Linked DNA regions of Homo sapiens: region 1 is linked to region 2. Evidence: chromatin contacts called from ENCODE Hi-C or POLR2A ChIA-PET data. All regions are on one chromosome and are shown on one strand. The core of a region is the stretch at or near the end of the contact, and the rest is flanking DNA. Distances in the headings are between cores, read along the strand shown.

Region 1 (3,897 bases), core at 1,361-3,860, 35 kb after region 2:
GAATAATAATTCTACTTCCTAAGGCCATTGTGAGGATGGCACGGGAAATCCGTATGGAGTGCTCAACCCCTAAGGTGCCACCTGGCACCCTGTACCTTTACTTTTGCTATTGACACCATGTGGAGGGAAGTGCCATAGGAGCTTAGCTCTGAGCTTTGCGTCTGTATGGGTGACAGAGAAGGCTCAGATGGGCCCCTCCTTCTCGTCACATCGTCACAGCTTCCTGCCTTTCTCCCCACATCGTGACTGGCAATCTCTGGGCATGGCCACAGTGCCTGGGGCAATCCGCTTCACCTTCCTGCAGATTTGGGGTGGAACTGAGTCTGTAGGGAACCATTCTTGTTCACCGTGGTTGGTGAGGCATGGCTTGTTTCCCAAGTGGGGAAGGCCAGGTGGGGTGGGGGTTGGTGGGAGGTGGGCTGGGTCTGCTCTGAAAGGTAGAGGCCTGAGGCTGACCTGAGATCAGGTTCCTTCCTTGGGTGGGGCTGGACACATGGACTGTGCGGCCATGGGCCAGTGCCCATTAGGAAATGGCCAAAATCAGCTTGACCACACCACCTGGCGTGTGTTGGCTTCCTGGGTGGACACTCTGCAGGGCCCAGCTCCTGGGTTGGATATGGTCAATGGTGCCCTGCTGTAGACTGCAGGCAGCCCACAGGGGTTAGGCTGCTGTCATGTCAGCTGACATTCCCTTAACATTCTTGAATGTGCAGGCAGGTGCACACACACGCACACACACACACACTCTCACACACATGAGATTATGCTGAACCTGGCTATCTGATGCCTCTCTGGTTCAAAAAATTATTATTTTACCTCCACTGATAATTTGTTCTCCTTTGTCATGGTTGATTGCTTTAACTGATGGCTGCTGGCCATACGTGATAGTTAGCACATCAGACTCATGCTTAGTCTGGCAAATATGATATATTTTACTTATGCTATTCTACTTATCAAGGCTAAATGCCTTGCAAACCTGGCAAGCTTGTGGAGGCAGGGACAGTGCCTGTTTGCTTCCTGTCGTATCCTCAGCAATTATCACTGTCTTAACAATAACAATTAAAAAATAATAACCATCTAGTGAGCATCCACTTGGTGCCAGACAGGGGGCTGTGACATGCATTATCTCATTTAAGCCTTGTTAACCACAGTATTAGCATTCCCGTCTCACAGATGAGCAACTGAGGCCAAAGAGCTAAAGAGACTAGTCCAGTCTGCACAGCTAGTTGGGGTTTTGTCTGAGTCTAGGGCACGCTTTCTGTAGTTGCTAATTCACAGTGCCTGGGACTCAGTGGAGACTTACTGCATCTTGGTGGAATGACGGGCACTAGAATGTGCTGTAATCCCTAATGTCATTGCAGCGACACACCACTAGTGAGAAGCCACCAGGGTCAGTGTGGGAATGAGTGATTGCTAATGGGCAAAAACCTGTGAGTGCTCTTTGGTGGTGATGTGTAAATTCACAAGTCATTGTGTGTGCATGCATGTGCACACACAACATACACATATTACATGCACACCAACACAAGGATGCATGCACACATTCATACATATATATGCTCATACTCTCACTCAGTGCAAATGTACTCCACACAATGCACATGGACATTCACACACATGTAGGTACACATTTGCACACAATGCACATGTACCACCCATGCACATGTAAACACACACGTATGTGCACATTGGCATATGCATACTCCACACAATACACACATTCACATATATGGGCCTTCACATACATGTTCCTCCATACTACACACATATGTACGCACAGCCAAGTGCATGCATATGCATAATGCACACCCACACAGATGCCTGCAGACACAGGTATGCACACACATGCATAACACAGATGCACACCCATACGTGCATACAGGAGTGTGTTCACACTGCCAACATACCCATAGTGCGCATGTGCACACACTTACAAATGCATGCACATACAGAGGCATACACACATATGCAGCATTCACTCATCCACACCCAGGCATGCAAATGAGCAGAAAAAGCCTGTTTCTGGGCTGTCTCCCTTGAAGGATCAGGAACAGTGCCCAGGCGGGGTGTTCAAGATGTCCAGATTGTCTCCTTGCTCTGTTTTCTTTCTTCCATTTCTTTGTCGTACCCTCAGGGCCCTAGACATTCTTTCCATCCAAAGATTTGCACCCCTGCACTTGGGCCCAGTGCTGGGCTGACCCTGGTGTGGACCTAGACCCCAGTCTTGGTGCATCTGTCTGTTCGCCTGCCTGGCCTGCTGTGGCCTGCATGGGCCGCCCCGCAACCCCCAACTTGCATGTGACTTCATTTTACACCCTGCACCTGCCTCTTTAAGAGACCAGGGGCCTGGCAGGCCTGTCCCCAGGGTCGGGGCTGGGGGAGGCTGGACAGCTGCAGGTTGGGGGGAAGCTTTGTGAGCTCCCAGTGGCCTCTTGGAGCCTGGGTAATGCTGGGGAAACTGAAACAAAGGCCGACAATGGCCTCCTTCCCTCCCCGGGTGGCCTCGGAGCAGGGCCTGCCTGGGCGGCCTCTGGGGGCCCCTGTTATTTCCTGTGCTGGCTGTGGGGCTCCTGGCCAGCTTGGAATGGGGCAGGAAGCTGGGCAGGGCATCGCCTCCCCACCCGCTGGGCTGGCCCTCGCAGGCCAGAGTAGCCGCTCCTGGGAGTGGGGGTCGGCTCAGCGTTCCTGTTCTGTGACCGCTGCTCCAGCTCCGCTTGGCCTGGTCTGCCCTACTCAGGTCTGGCCAGGCCTCCCAGGAGGGAAACTCAGCCTTCCGTCTCCGCTGCCCTCTCCCTGCTGCCGACTCCATGTGCTCCCACCATCTTCATTGAGTCCATCTATGCTGTCACCTGAGCTCCTGCATCTCCTCTCCCTAAATGGCCCAAGCCTCTGTGTTCAGAGCCCTTGCCCCACAGAGCCAAGGACAGGGTCAGGCAGGGAGCATTTCATGGCTTATTAATTAATTCATTTGGGATTATGCTAGAGGTTAGCATAGGTTTGGTTATCAGGGTTAGGGTTACACTGAAGGTTAAGTTTAGCGTTAGGTTTACCAAACCCTGCAGACCAAAAAGACACGAGCGTTAAGGGCATGGGTTTTCAGGCAGATAGGCCCTTATTTCAATCCTGATTCACCACCAGTTATTCATCATAGTATTGTCAGGCGTCTGTGTGCTTCTAGGCCACAAGGGCACAGTTGGGTCCCTGACTTCCAGGACTCACATTCTAGAGTGAGGAGGCAGCAGTGGGCAGGTGAACACACACAGCACAAATTAAGTGTATTCACTGTGAGAATGGGCTTGACTCAGTGATTGCACCTTCCCAGAGCTCAGTTTTGTGATCTGTAGAATGGGAATAACAAAGCCCCTACCTTGTGGCACCATTATAAGGACAAGTGAGAGGGTACATGACATGTGTCCAGCATGGTGCCTGGCACACAGCATGTCCCCAATAAGTGCTAACTGTGATGATTACTAATGAAAGGCTGTCGAGGTGGCCTGTGGGTCAGTGGGGAGCTCAAATAATAGTTGAAGAGACTAATTATGTCAAAACCTAAGGGAAGGGTCAGGATGCCTTTGAGCCTCCTGGCAGCCAAGGCCCAAAGAGAAATAGAATCAAAGCTGCTTCTGTATTATGTAAGAGCTTGGGACAGACCAGTGTTTTCCCCCTGGCTTGGAATGCTGAGGAATTTATTCTGTGGATCCTCATTAATCAATGGACAAACAGCAGGAACCATCTCAGTAACAATTTGGCACACGATGCAGAAACATCTTTCTTAGAGTTCCTTCTTCAATTGACCCTGGAAAAATGCTCCGTGCCTCAGTGCACCACACAACCCTGGAGTTCCATGCAGTACAGCCTGGAGGGAGCTGGGCGGAGGCAATGCTGCCTTTGCTGGGC
Region 2 (3,550 bases), core at 771-3,270:
TCTCGGCCACTGTGCTGGTTTCCTGTCCAGCAGGGTTCAGTGGTGCAGGTGACAGAAGCCAACTCTGGACAACTTAAGCCAAAAGAGACTTTAACAGGAGGCCAAGGGGGAGCCAACAGTGTGAATGCACAGAGAGATGGAGGCCTTGGGGCAGCTCTGGAGATGCGGGAGCGAGAGGGAATGGATGTTCTCTTCCGGGAACTGCCATGGGGCGGGAGTTTGTCACCTCCCGTGTCTCCTGCGTGGCTCTGCTTGAGGATCAATCCCTGGGCAGATCAAGCATGAGCCTGGGCCATGGCCCAGGGGAGGGCAGGGCATTTTGACTGGTGGCACATTGAGGTTAGGGTTAGGGGCGGTTCCTCAGGGCACGATTGGGGTGCTGCTGTTATCCGAGGCTGGGGCAGTGGATACCTGGAGGATGAACATGTCTGCTTGGCTGTCACTGCTCTCCTGGTGGCCTGTCCTGCCACCTCAGAAGGCTCTGGCTGCCTGGAGTCGGGGCACAGGGTGGGCTGGGGGTGAAGTGCGCCGTTGCCTGTTAGGCCAGCTCTGGGCTGTGGGGTTGGAGTCACCAAGGTAGACCTGTAGGGCACCAGGGTGGGTGGGGATTTGGGGGAAGTCCAGTCTAATGTCATTCATACGCACAGGGAAATGGGAGTTGAGAGAGAGCAGCAAGAACTTCCCCAAAGCCCCACCGCCTAGTAGGGCTACAACTAGGGGAGTGGACCAAGGTGGGAAGGCAAAAATGCAGCACCCCAAGGCAAGTGTGGGTGCCCCTGGTGGTGTGGCAGGGGGTTTAAGTAGAACACACACACACTTTTAAACACACGAATTGCTAATGAATGCACAAGGAGCAAAATTAGAAACTCCCCCAGCCACCCACTGTCCTCCCTGGAGGCCACTGCTGGTCCTAGTTTCTTGTGTCTGGTTCCAGGGCAATTTACGTGTGTTCAGACACATGAAAATTCGTGTATTTATCTCCCCTCCCCAACACAAATGGAAGTACACCATACAGCCCCTCACCCTTTCTCACTTTCCAGACTGTGAGAAATGATTCCAAATCAGCTACTTCAGTACTGCTTCAGGACTTTATTTATTCATTTATTTAGGTTTTCTGAGATGGGATCTCACGCTGTTGCCCAGGCTGGAGTGCAGTGGCACAATCACAGCTCACTACAACCTAGAACTCACAGGCTCAGGAGATCCTCCCACCTTAGCCTCCTGAGTAGCGCATGCCACCACACCTGGCTAATTTTTGTATTTTTTGTAGAGATGTGCTCATCATGTTGCCTGGGCTGGTCTTGAACTCCTGGGCCTCCAAAGATCCACCCACTTTGGCCTCCTAGAGTGCTGGGATTACAGGCGTGAGCCACCATGCCCAGCCCCCTTATCCCAGCCTTTATCAGTAGCGTTGACTATGCCCTCTCTCCCCTCTCATAGCCAGCCAGGCAGCAGGTGCCTGTAGCTTCTAGAAAACAACCAGGTAGATGGGGAATGTGGATGTGGGAGAGCCAGGACCCTCTAGCCCAGTGGCTTGGTGTGGGATTTTAAATTGCATAGGTCTGGATTTGAATCCCAGCTCTGCCACTTGCTGGCTGTGTGACCGTGAGCAAGTGTCTTAACCTCTCTGAGTATAGGTTTTCTTGCCTGTGCAATGAGGATGGTTGAGGACTCCCTGCAGGATCCCTAGGAAGGTGACACAAGTGCTCTGTGTGTGGAGCACCCCGCCTAGTCACCGGTGCTCAGCGGAGTTTTGATTGTGGTGGCACCAGAGGTCTGCTCCCTGTCACAGGCCTAGGGGCAGGAGGAAGGGGAGAGGAGAGCGGGACAGAGCCTGCTTCTCTGCCCCTGTGGCATCCATCCCAGATGAGCAAATGGCTCTCAGCAGGGCATGGGGAACGGAATCTCTTTCTGGCTGGCGGTGGCTGGCCAGCCTCAGGGCAGCTGCCCTGTTCCCAGATCTGGGGTTCCAGGCTGGGTGGCTGAGGCGGGCGGTCAGGCGGGGCCTGGGCAGCTGACAGGGCCTCTGGGGGCGGGGGTGGGGGTAGGAGGCCAGCTGTAGTCCTGGAGCAGCAGAGAGCCAACTCAGACTTTAACCCATTCCAGTCCTGCGGGGATGGCTGCTCTTCTGGGCCCGGAAATGGCTCCCTTTTCTTTCAGTAGCCTCGTTTGCCCTGTGAGCTCCTTGTCTGACCAGGGGGTCGGCAGCCTGCAGTGCAAGGACTGTATTTGGACTGCTAGAAGTTTGGTCAGCCTGTCTTAAAATTGGAATGGTTCCTATAAATATTCAGATCTCTGGCCTCCCTGGAGAAACCAGAAAATGGGACCCTGCTAAGCACACTCTGGGTGGCAGCGTGGGCTGGGTTGGGGGTAGAGTGGTGCCATTGTCTCCTCCACCCCCAGTGTTTATTTCTGGTACCTACCTATTTCCCCTGCGATCATTTGAGATCCCATCAAGGCCAACTCTAACTCCTCTCCTAGCTGAGCCTTGACTTTCTTGGGGGTCTCTCTACCGCTGCTTGGTCCCCTCCCATGCCGGGAGCCTCACTACCCCCAAGCAGACCTCCCCTCATTGCCTCTGCTGATAGCGTCCCATCTGTTTCTTCTTGAAATCGTCCCATCTGTTTCTTCTTGAAATCTTTCTGTAGTGCCTTCCACTGGTTGGTCCCGGTTTGACCCCTTGAGGCCACACAGCCAGCGCAGTCTGTCTTCTCTGTGACAGCCCTTCAGATGCCTGAAGACAGCTCTGAGGGCCCCCTGAGCCTGCCCCTCTGGGCTGAACAGCATCAGTTCCTTCACTTCCCCTCCCAAGATGTGGTTTCAAGACCCCCCATTACCCTGATGCCCCTCCTTAGCCACATCCTCGTGGGCCCGTGAACTTCTTGTGGCCGGACTCTCAGCGCTGCCCTGCACACCCCGAGGGCCTCAAGACCACTCAGACATGCCCCAGGTCCCATTTGTGTTGAAGGAGAGAAAGTGTAAATGCACAGAAAGTGTCCGGTAGGGCCGACTGCCCTCAAATACCCATGGCATTTCCGAGAGGGGCATTATAGGTGGTTTTATTTTTCCCTGAGTACTCACCTGTATTTATTTATTTTTCCTATAATCTGGAAGATTAAAAAAGTAACAAAGCAAAGGGCTTGCGATGAATTCATTTTAATCAACTCATGGCAGTTGTCTGTGGAGACGAGGCCCTGAGCTGGGAGTGAGGGGCAAGGAGGAGGAACAGGGTGGGGCTGTCCCTCAGGGAGCTCACAGCATAGGGGACCCTGATGCGCCCAGGGGTCTCAGCTGAGTCGGGCCCTCAGAGAGGATTATGGGGACCAGAGAAGGAGGCGTCTGTTTATCCAGGGATCTGGGAAGGCCTCTTGGATAGCAGAGGTCTGGTGGGGGCCTCCAACATGGCAGGGGTGTTTTGGGTAATGAGAGCAGCAGTGGCAGAGGTCCTGAGACAGGAAGGTGGTTGCCTGGAAGGGAGCAGGTGGGTGCATGGCTTGGAGCATCAGGAGGTAAGAAGGGTGTGTGGCAGGGCTGGGGGCAAGGGGCTGGC

Evidence for each region. Hi-C counts contacts between places; a loop is a spot of excess contacts on that map. ChIA-PET counts read pairs that join two places held with the same protein, here RNA polymerase II (POLR2A). Pooled maps may share reads with other maps.
Region 1: a map of dorsolateral prefrontal cortex shows a loop between it and region 2 (5-fold over the local background). The contact joins two enhancer-like sites. A Hi-C loop is called at or near these places in 6 of 168 maps with a recorded cell type or tissue (Ramos, dorsolateral prefrontal cortex, heart left ventricle and 3 more) and 4 of 50 pooled maps. POLR2A ChIA-PET finds 5 or more read pairs at or near these places in 2 of 52 experiments (OCI-LY7 and PC-9).

What each region holds. Positions count from the first base shown.
Region 1 is chr16:49,775,041-49,778,937 of GRCh38, reverse strand. The region is part of intron 2 of ZNF423 (zinc finger protein 423); the gene reads left to right. Among named protein-coding and RNA genes, the nearest start is that of ZNF423, 79 kb to the left of the region's middle. RefSeq lists an enhancer at 2,391-2,902. Within about 2 kb of position 2,610, at least 8 of the 41 ENCODE cell types and tissues checked have a DNase peak (open chromatin) inside an H3K27ac peak, as active enhancers do; they include psoas muscle, where a contact is called at or near this core.
Region 2 is chr16:49,810,246-49,813,795 of GRCh38, reverse strand. All of the region lies in intron 1 of ZNF423 (zinc finger protein 423), which reads left to right. Among named protein-coding and RNA genes, the nearest start is that of ZNF423, 44 kb to the left of the region's middle. RefSeq lists enhancers at 2,391-3,336, 3,337-3,550. Within about 2 kb of position 2,020, at least 3 of the 41 ENCODE cell types and tissues checked have a DNase peak (open chromatin) inside an H3K27ac peak, as active enhancers do; they include psoas muscle, where a contact is called at or near this core.